2 separate regions of the Homo sapiens genome follow, and region 1 is linked to region 2. The links are chromatin loops, found by intact Hi-C in ENCODE. Cell type or tissue: CD14-positive monocyte. All regions are shown on one strand. Links, peaks and the distances in the headings refer to the core of each region. The heading gives the core; the rest is flanking DNA. Region 1 has its middle 33 kb from the start of PDGFB. Region 2 has its middle 15 kb from the start of APOBEC3A.

Region 1 (5,371 bases), core at 129-5,128, 340 kb after region 2:
AGAGGCAGAATCATGTGGAGAGTCTGGAGCTGGGAACCAGACAGCAGGTTTCTGTCTCCAGCTCTGCAACTAACCCACCGTGACACCTTGACCCAGTCTCTGCTCCTCTCTGAGCCTCAGTTTCCCAATATATGAAAAGGAGATAAGAATGGTTTTATCCCATCCTGGCTAACACAGTGAAACCCTGTCGCTACTAAAAATACAAAAAGATTAGCCGGGCGTGGTGGCAGGCACCTGTAGTCCCAGCTACTTGGGAGGCTGAGGCAGGAGAATGGCGTGAACCCGGGAGGCGGAGCTTGCAGTGAGCCGAGTTTGCGCCACTGCAGTCCAGAGCTTGGGCAACAGAGCGAGACTCCGTCTCAAAAAAAAAAAAAAAAAAAAGAATGGTTTTATCACCAGGCACGGTAGCTCACGCCTCTAATCCCAGCACTTTGGGAGGCCAAGGCAGGCAGATCACGAGGTCAGGAGTTTGAGACCAACCTGGCCAATATGGTGAAACTCTGTCTCTACTAAAAATACAAAAATTAGCAGGGCGTGGTGGTGGGCATCTGTAATCCCAGCTACTCAGGAGGCTGAGGTAGGAGAATGGCATGAACCCTGGAGGCAGAGGTTGCAGTGAGCCGAGATTGCACCATTGCACTCCAGTCTGGGCAACAGAGCAAGACTCTGTCTCAAATAAAAAACAAAAAAACAAGAATGGTTTTACCATAAGAGTTGCATAGTGGATTAAACGACTTAATTTGATTAAGGGACTTGGGGGAGTGGCTGGTCCCTAGCAGAGACTCTAAGGCGCTGCCGTTGTTACTCCATCTGTCCCTCCTCCTCCGCCAAGAATGCGGTGAAGGCAGGGGCTGGAGGTATTTGACTCTCAACACGGGTCCCACGCTCATGGTGTCCACTCCTTCAGCAAGTTTCCTGAGGAATGGCTGCATTGCAGTCAGCGCTTCCATCAGGAAAGCATGGGGGCCACGAGAGGCCAGCACACACGGCTGGATGAATGAGTGAGTGAGTGAGTGAATGAATGAGTGAATGAATCCATCTGCCCAGTTTCTCCCCAGTGGAGGCGCTCTCAGCCTAGTTTCCTCCTAGCCCTCCCCCGCCTCTGCTCCCTTGATAGCTCTATGCCCCGCACCCACCCTGGCCCCAGGTAGAAGCAGCAGGTGGCCGGGGCTGCAGGTGGCCAGTGCAGAAGAGGCTCTTGCTCAGGGACAAATGTGCTGCTTCCCACAGACTAGCAGCCCAGACACTGCCTGCGTGTTGTCTGCCCAGCCCCAGCCTGAGCAAGCCTTCCTTGCAGGCCCAGAACTCTTAGTGCTTGGTGGCCAAGAGTGCTGGCTGGCCTGAGACCCAGAGCAGAGGCCTCACCCACAGCCAGCCCTGGAGGGCCAGCGACTGGAGGGTGAGTGATTCCCAGGTCTGGAACCACCAGGGCCCTGCTCTGGCCTTCAGTACATTCACATGTAGCACCAAATCTGATTCCCATGGCAGGATGAAGGCATTGTTAGCTGGGGAAACTGAGGCTCAGGGTAGGAAGTGTCTTGCCCAAGGTCCCAGAGTAAGACAGAGGCAGAGAGGAATAGGAATCAGGGCTCAGTTCTTCCAGCCTGCAGTGCTGAGGGGGTCCTCATATCTCCTTGTTTCCCCCATCACCCACACCCCGCCCCCCAGGCGCAGTGTCCCAGCACGGGGCTCCTGTCTCCACTATCTCTCAAGAGTTCCTCGGAACCCCAGTTTCCTCATCATCGGTGTGACTGACCATAGTTCCAGTTTCCTCCAACCGTGTGGTTGTGAGGATTCAATGACAGGCTGTCATTTGCATAGACATTTCTCCAAAAGAGATCTACAAATGGCTAATAAGTGCATGAAAAGATGCTCAACATGACTGCTGATTACGGAAATGAAAATGGAAACCTGTCCCTTCAGTGGTGGGACCATGTCACACCCACTAGCATCGCTGTGATCAAAAAGACAGGGTCCAGCGTTGGTGAGGATGTGGGGAAACTGGAGTCCTCCCAGGTTGCTGGTGGGAATGCAAAATGATTCAGCCGCTCTGGAAACCAGTTTGGCAGTTCCTCAAAATGTTAAACATGGAGCTGCCACATGACCCAGCAATTTTCCTCCTAGATATTTACAAAGGAGAAATGAAAACATACGTCCACACAAAGGCATGTACAAGAATGCTCACGGAAATATTATTTTTAATAGTCAAAAGGTGAAAACAACCCAAATGTACATCAACGGATAAGTGGACACACAAATTGTGGTATGTCCTTACAATGGAATATTACTTGGCCATGAAAAGGAATGTTCTTTCCAGCTGCTCTAGTGGAAGAACTAGCAACAAACAACAAGGAATGGAGGAGTGACACATGCCACAACATGATGCTCACTGAAAGAAGCCAGTCACAAAAGGCTACACATTGTAGGATTCCATTTATACGAAATGTCCAGAACAGAGAACTCTCTAGAGACAGAAAGCAGAGGAGCGTTCCAGGGGCTGGAGGAGGGGAACAGGGAGTGGCTGCTGATGGGTGTTGCGTTTCTTTGCGGGATGATGTAAATGTTCTAGAATTAGATTGTGGTCATGGTTGTACAACTCTGTAAATATACTCAAAACCACTGACTCATATACTTTAAGTGGGTAAATTTTAGGGTATGTAAATTATCTCCCAAGAAAGTGCTGTAAAAAATGGGCTCGTCCAAGTCCAGGCTGGACAGCCTGCAGTTCAAGCCCAGGAGGCAGGAGCTACCGTGGATCTTATTCTTGCTATCTGCACTCTCATCTCTTTGACTCCTCACAACCACCCTGTAAGGTGGGCACTTGGCAGAGGAGGCAATTCAAGTTTTGGAGAAGGAGGAGACCCACTACTTCCCTGGTCTTCTGGACAGACAACAGCAGGGTGAGACTGGCTGGGGGCTCAGTGAGCTTCAATTCCACATGCCGGGGCTCTGTAGTAGACTTGGGGAGGGGGGACTCTAAGGTCTCCAGGCCTCTGACCCTCCTACCCCCCCAACTGCAGGCCTCTGTTTTCCCATCTAGCAAAAGGGCTCCATCAGTGGTTTTCAAACTGTGCTCCAAGGCACCCTGGGGCCAAGAAGAGTTTGCAACCACCCTGAAGAGAGGATGTCCCCAAGGTCCTCCTGGGATCCCACCCACCTCCCTGCCTCCCCTTCAGTCCTGGTCCACCCCTGAAAGGCAGGATGTGGCTGCCAAAGGTAGGTAGGGAAAAGGAAGGCGTGGGGGGCTGTGCGCAGGAATCTACATCCTGGGGACCCGGAGATGGGAACTCCAGGTGCCTGGAGCCTGGCTTCCGGCTCCATCCTAGGGAAGAAGCCTCGGCCGCCGCCTCCCGGGATGAAACCGCCTGGCTTGCAGCCCAGAGCTCTTCCCGGACACGGTGCCGGCATCTCAGCTTCCCTTCTGGTGGAGGAGACACTCTGGAGCCGCTTGCTCAGGGCTTGGGTTTCCAAGACTGGATCATCCATGGCTGTGGCTACTGAGTCCCAGATACCCCAAGTATCCAGCAAGAGAGTGAGGCTGGGCCTGTGCCGAGCGCTGGGGACCCTGCCCATTCTGTTTGCATGAATTTAACCCCAGCACTCCCTTCTGCGGAGGAGGACTACCAGGTTGGGGGATGTCCGTGAGCAACAGGACGCGGTGAGGCCTGAGGCCAAATGGAGCACCCCTGGCCCTTCCAAAGCGGGCAGTGGCTACTTGGCTCCAGCCTGCAATGGCCAGACTTTTGATTTTTCAAGAGAAGCCAGAAATCTGGGTTATAATTTGAAATCTCCAGAGTTTGGAAAAGTTTTATGAGCAAAACACATCCACAAACGGGGCACAGCCCGCAGGCTACCCACGGGCAACATTATCTCCTGGATGGGTACAACCACTGCCTTTTTTATTTTTATCTTTTACTTTTTTTTATTTTTGGTAGAGACAGGGTCTTGCTGTGTCACCCAGGCTGGAGTATGGTGGTGTGATCATAGCTTACTGCAGCTCCGACCCCCTGGGCTCAAGGAATCCTCCTGCCTCAGCTTCCCGAGTAGCTGGGACTACAGGCACACAGCACCATGGCCAGCTAAGTTTGTTTTTTTGGGTGTTGGGGGGGATGGTCAGGGGTAGAGATGGGGCCTCACTATGTCTCCCAGGCTGGCTTTTTTTTTTTTTTTGAGATGGAGTCACGTTCTGTCACCCAGGCTGAAGCACAATGGTGTGATCTTGGCTCACTGCCACCTCTGGGTTCAAGCGATTCTCCTGCCTCAGCCTTCCGAGTAGCTGGGATTACAGGCACGTGCCACCATGCCAGCTAATTTTTGTGTTTTTAGTAGAGACAAGGTTTTACCATGTTGCCAAGGCTGCTCCCGAACTCCTGACCTCAGGTGATCCTCCTGCCTCAGTCTCCTAAAGTGCTAGGATTACAGGCGTGAGCCACTGCGCCTGGCCCCAGGCTGGTCTTGAACTCCTGCCCTCAAGCGATCCTCGTGCATCGACAGCTCAAAGTGCTGAAATTACAGGCATAGGCCACCGTGCCCAGCCACAAGCAGCATCTTGCAGATGAGAACACTGAGGCTCAGGGGAAGCAACACGTGCAGTCCCCGAGAGGCAAGTAGCCCAGCTCAGACTCAAGCCCGTCTCCGAATTCCAGATTCCAGGAAGGACGCTTCCATGAAGCTATTCCTTTGCTTTGAAAAAAAAACAACCTTCCCTTTACAGCCTCGTCAAATAACAATGGAACACCCACCCATACACCGCAGCTCAAGGAAGCTGTTTCTGTGCTGATGCCTGCCATTCTCCAAGAAAAAACTCCGCCATTCACAGGGTGTGTTTAAGGCGGAGAAGAGAATACAAATGCATCTCCCCGCGTACCCGCCTAGGGCATCTCTGGGAAAATATACTCAAATACTCAAGAAACGGTGGGGGAACGGGGTGGGAGGAGGACTTCTCTCTCACTGCATATCCTTTGAGTATTTTGATGATTTGGACATGTGAACATATTCGCTCTTCAGCAAGTAAATGGTTGTTTTGTTTGTTTTTCATTGTTCCCTCAATTCATTCTGAGCCTGGGACAGGAAGGGGCATTTCCAGGTGTCTCTGGGGCCCAGAGCCAACTCCCTGGGAGCTGGAGAGAATTGGGGAGGGGAATTAAGCCTGGATGGGACCCCCCGTGTGCCAACCACCCTGCAAATCCCCACCCACCCCTGTGTGCACAAGTACACTTGGTCCTCACAACCACCCCAGAATGGGAAAAAGTTACAATCCCTGTCTACACATGAGGAAACTGAGTCACACAACCAGAAGTTATGGAAGCCTGTTTGGAGCTTGGGGGTCAGGTCCTAGGCCCACCCCTGCTCCTCCCCAGGCCCTCCCGTT
Region 2 (5,371 bases), core at 88-5,087:
AATTTTTGTATTTTTAGTAGAGACAGGGTTTCACCATGTTGGCCAGGCTGGTCTCAAACTCCTGACCTCAGGTGATTCCCCCGCCTCGGCCTCTCAAAGTGCTGAGATTACAAGCGTGAACCACCATGCCAAGTCAGCTTCCCTAGTTTCTGATATATTGTAAGTACCCCCTCATTTCCTTCAATCACAATTATTCTGTCACTTGGACTTAAATAACCCGTTTACTATTTTAAAAAAAGAAAGAAAGCTAAGAGCAGTCATGGTGATTCTATTTGCATTTGTGTTGTATTTCTGTCTATCAGTGTATTTGGGATATTTTATGTCCGTTAGTAAAACTGTTCCCTTCTTTCAAAATACAGGCTTTGAAACTTTGTTTTCTTTCAAAAATGTTTGTATTGGAGTATAACTTAGAGTTAATTGCAAAAGCTTAGGTTTGCAGTTGATGTAACCACCGGCCAGATGGGGTGGAGGCTTTCTCCAGAATCTCAGGTGGCTCATGCATGTCATTCGATTTGTTCCCCCTCCACTGGAAACTGGTGTTCTGACTTCTATTATCATAGATTAATTTTGCCTGTTTTTGAACTTCATAGAAATTACACAGTATGAATTCTTTTATGTGTGACTTCTTTTGTTCAATATTACTTTTGTGGGGTTCACTGATGCTTTATATGCCAGGAGTTCATTCATTTTTATTGCTGTGTAGTATTCCATTGATGGAGAGAGTACAATATATTTACCATGTATAACATATTCACAATATATTTTAATATATATTTTAAATTATAATATATTAAAATTACATTGTATATAATTTATATATTAAAATAATTTTATATATTATAATATATTTTAATATATGCCATTGTTGCTGGACAGACCGAGTTATTTCGAGTTTTTGGCTGTCATGAATAAAGCGAAATGAACGTTCTTTTTTTTTTTTTTTTTGAGAGTCTCGTTCTGTTGCCCAGGCTGGAGTGCAGTGGCACCATCTCTGCTCATTGCAACCTCCACCTCCTGGGTTCAAGGGATTCTCCTGACTCAGCCTCCCGAGTAGCTGGAATTACAGGTGCATGCCAACACGCCTGGCTAATTTTTGTACTTCTTTTTAGCAGAGATGGAGTTTTGCCATGTTGGCCAGGCTGGTCTCAAACTCCTGACCTCTGGTGATCTGCCTCCCTCAGCATTCCAAAGCGCTGGGATTACAGGCGTGAGCCACCGCGCCCAGACTGTGAACGTTCTTATGCAGCCTTTTGGTGGACATAGCATCTATTTCAGTTGGATATTATAATACCTAGGAGTGGCATTGCTAAGTCATGGAGTAGATGCTTGTTTCGCTTTAGTAGCTGCAACTAAACATTCTATGCTGCCCCTTTTATGCTACCATCAGCAATGTAAAAGAGTTCCATCCTTGACAATATTTGATGTTGTCAGTCTTTTGGATTTTAGCCATCCTGGTGGGGAGGGGCTAGTGGTATCTCACTGTGGTTTTACTTTACATTTCTCTGATGATTAATGAGGTTGACCACATTTTCATGGGTTCACAGGCCATTTTGATATCCACTTTTGTAAGCTGCTCCTTCAAGATTTTGGCCCATTTTATAATGGGCTCTTTTTCTTACTGATTTTCTGGAGCTCCTTATATATTTGGGAGATAAACTCTTTGTTAGGTAGATATAGTGCAGACATCTTTTCCGAGTCTATGATAGGCCTTTTCACTCCCTTACTCCCTTAATGGTGCTTTCTGATGAAAGTCTGTGCTTTTCTTACTAATTCCTGGTTATAGTATCGTTTTATTTCACATTGTGGATGAGGTTAAAAGTTGTTGATATAACACACACTAGTTAAGACAACATCCTGGAGAAGGGAACACGGCGCAGAGGATTTTCTCCTCTAGGCTGCTTCCGGTTTTCGGAGTCAGTCATACTGACCCTCTGGTTTTAGTTCCTTGGGTGGTTTCCTCGGGGAACCACTATTTCTTGATTTACTAGCTCTTGATGGTATCTACTGCCTTCCCTCCGCGAATATGAGAGTTTCGCTCTTATAATTCTCCAGAACTTCCCCTCCCCTCCTCTCCCCTCCTCATGTAGTTGCATCAGTGCCCTCAGGTCCCCCGTGGGCAAACGCCCACAGCTTCAAGTGCTTGCTGAAACTCAACAAGAAGCAGAATCACTTGACTCAACCTTGTGAATCAGCCGCTGACACTTCCCTCACTCCTCTTCCAGCCTCCCTCCTCATTCCATCTTGACCTCTTTCACTTTCGCCTTCACATTATTAAGGTTGAGAATGTTTATATTAATTTTGTGAACATATCTCAGCCTCCCATGTCCTGTCTATAGATTGAATCTAAATGTTGAAAACCCAGTCTTTGGGGTTTACATCACCGTACTTATAGGAACGTGCATCTCACCAACCTCGGTCATGATGACTTACCTCTCCCGAATCTTCCTGTCTTAATGCCGTTCCAAAAAACATCTTCTTCATGTGGCAGCCAAATGGTTCCACCTTTTTGATTTTCCACCGATGATGCTTACAATCGTGCCATGATCTTGTTGGCCTCCTCCTTGGACCATGGCTGTAGAGTGTGGAAAGGTGTTAACTCTTCAACCTTTTCTGTCTGTCCAGTGTAGAAAAGGGTTAACCTTTCCACTCTGTGAGCCGCCCCCCATGTTTCCTTTTTTTTGAGATGGAGTCTCACTTTTGTCACCCAGGCTGGAGTGCAGTGCCACGATCTCAGCTCACTACAACCTTCGCCTCCTGGGTTCAAGTGATTCTCCTGCCTCAGCCTCCCAAGTAGCTGGGATTACAGGTGCCTGCCACCACACCTGGCTAATTTTTGTATTTTTAGTAGAGACGGGCTTTTGCCATGTTGGCCAGGCTGGTCTTGAACTCTTGACCTCAGGTGATCCACCTGCCTTGGCCTCCCAAAGTGCTGGGATTACAGGTGTGAGCCAGCGCACCCAGCTTCCCCCACGTTTCTAGGTAGCCATGGTTAGTTTCTTTTGCTTGCAACCAAAGATCTCTAATAGGTAAAGAAGGTGATCCAAGATTCCAGGAAACAGGAAACAGAAGGAACGTGCTGTGGGGAGATGAAACAGAAGCTCCGGGTGAGACCAGGGCAGCACTGACCACTCCACAGCACCTGGCTGTGTAGCTGCTCTGGGTTGGACTCGCCTGCCCAGCATCCCTTCCTCTGCTGCCTTTGGGGAACCGCCTCTCCTTTGATTGTCATCTTGATTGATTTGTGGACAAGACAACCCAGGCCCCTGCCCTCTCCAGGACTAGGGCCAGTTCAGAACCCAAACCCAATCTGACTCCCCTGGAGCTCTGACTCTGAACAAAATAAGACAAAACCAGAAAACACGGTCAGAGCAATGTGGATCCCAGTGGTTGAGACCTCCAGGGCTGTGCATGGGTTCCTGCTCCTGGACCCTGCACTGTCACTCGTTCTTGTGCTTCCTGAGCCCAGATTCTGTAATTTACCCTTCAACCCCGTGAGCTCTGTTACGTTTCTCGTTAGCTATGGTCCACTTCTTTTGCTTGAAACCGAAGATCCCTAATGGATAGAGAAGGTGATACAAGATTCCAGGAAACAGGAAGCAGAGGGAATGTGCTGTGGGGAGACAGAGGCGCCACAGCCCCCTATCGGCGACACCTGGCTCCAAGCAGTTTTTTTCTCTGGTTCTTAAGCCTCTCTCCTCCCCGACTCACCCTCCCTCCCTGAAGGTGTCTTCTCTGCTTTTGCCTTTGAGATGGCCTCTTCCTTCCCCTTTTCTGGTCTCCTTCCCTCTGGGTCCCTGCCCTGTCCGAGGCCTCAGTGCTCCCTTCTCTGATGATGCCTCCCAACGTTGACTCCAGCTGAGCTTCTCAAAGCTCCTTCTCCTGGCCAAGAACATTTGGTGTCACCTTCTACCCTGTGCTGACTCCTTCCTGCTTGGTCCTGTCGCCTTCCTGTTTGGCCTTTTGGTCACACTTGTCTTTCCTCAGTAGGGGCTTTGGAGCCCAGCAGACCTAACCTCAAGTCGAGTTTCTGCCTTTTCTGGGCTGTGTCTTTGCACAGTGGCTTCACCCGTAAAACGAGGGTCATGACGCTTGCCTTCACTGCAAGGAGATTGTAAAAGTTAAATAGGAGCCTGTGTGTGGAGTGCAGATACAAAAAGTGATCAATGTTCCTCTGTAAACAAAAACAGAGAAAAAAATCCTCCCACGACCCTTTACCACCACCTCTTGTGAATCTAAAGGTCTCTTGCTGCTGTGTTTTTGAGCATAAATCTGTTTATTAATTTATCTCTAGGTCATTTCTCTCATTTCCTTCCTTCCTTCCTTCCTCCCTCCCTCCCATCCTTCCTTCCTTCCTTTCTTCCTCCCTCCCTTCCTCCCTCTCCTTCTCCTCGCTCCCTCCCTCCCTCCTTCCCTTCCTTCCTTCCTTCCTTTCTTCCTTCCTTCCTTTCCTTCTTTTTCTTTCATCTCACTCTGTCATCCAGGCTGGAGTGCAGTGGCGTGATCATGGTTCATTGCAGCATTGACCTCCTGGGCTCAAGTGATCCTCCCACCTTTCAGCCTCCTGAGTAGCTGGGACAAGAGGCACGCACCATCCCGCCTGGCTAATTTTTGTATTTTTTGTAGAGATGGGATTTCACCATGTTGCCGAGGCTGGTCTCGAACTCCTGTGCTCAAGCGATCAGCCCTCCTTGACCTCCCAAAGGACTGGGATTACAGGCGTGAACCACCATGCTCAGCCCTTTCTCTAGGAATTGTGTGTAAGCTGACGAGATTTCAGTGTGTGCCTAGCCCATCCTTTTGAAGGCTAGGGTTGTCGGTGGTTCTCAAAGAGAGTCCAGCCTCTTGATACCTTGGTCTTAAAGCTCAGGAATCTCGAAGAATTAAGCTCCGTTTAGGCCAGTCCTCTGTGTTCACTCCATGTTCCGCTCACAGGGGCTGCTTACCACCCATGCTTCCCTTTTGCCCTCCTTCCCCTCTCCTGGGATTGGAGAGCTCATGGAAGCACCGATTCTGCATCTCATCAGGGCACCTGCTGGGGACCACTCAGGAAGGGTGTGGGAAGGTGGCCTTCGGCCGCTGGTTCAGATTTGATTCTGAGAGCAAGGGGGTGGGAAGATCTGGGCTCTCTAGAACACTGCTGTGCCATTAGTCTCCTGAAAGTCACACAGGTGGCAAATACACGCCCCAGGTTGGGCTGTCTCTCGGCTCACCTATGGGGCCCTCGCTGAACAGAATTGACTATGACAAGTTCAATATCATGCACTCAGATACCTCTGCATGCGAGACCCCTTGTGTCATGATTGTCTCTGCCATTCACAGCCCTCCAGCCTGGCTGACTCCTATCTGCCTTTAGGATTCATTTCAGGGACCA

The links. Peaks named below come from ENCODE experiments on the same cell type or tissue, not always from the same donor. Only the 100,000 strongest peaks of a DNase experiment are listed, where the experiment ranks them.
Region 1: a loop joins it to region 2, with 5 times the contacts of the local background. A loop is called at or near these places in 1 of 110 quality-filtered maps.

The regions. Positions count from the first base shown.
Region 1 is chr22:39,274,908-39,280,278 of GRCh38, forward strand. No RefSeq gene overlaps it. Among named protein-coding and RNA genes, the nearest start is that of PDGFB, 33 kb to the left of the region's middle. RefSeq lists a silencer at 2,804-2,978 and an enhancer at 2,963-3,722. In CD14-positive monocyte, for the core only: no CTCF peak of the experiment used is centred there; DNase peaks (open chromatin) are centred at 1,754, 2,074 and 2,544; H3K4me3 peaks cover 996 bases; H3K27ac peaks cover 1,939 bases; H3K27me3 peaks cover 2,312 bases.
Region 2 is chr22:38,939,708-38,945,078 of GRCh38, forward strand. No RefSeq gene overlaps it. Among named protein-coding and RNA genes, the nearest start is that of APOBEC3A, 15 kb to the right of the region's middle. In CD14-positive monocyte, for the core only: no CTCF peak of the experiment used is centred there; DNase peaks (open chromatin) are centred at 1,494, 2,064 and 3,774; H3K4me3 peaks cover 3,124 bases; H3K27ac peaks cover 4,080 bases.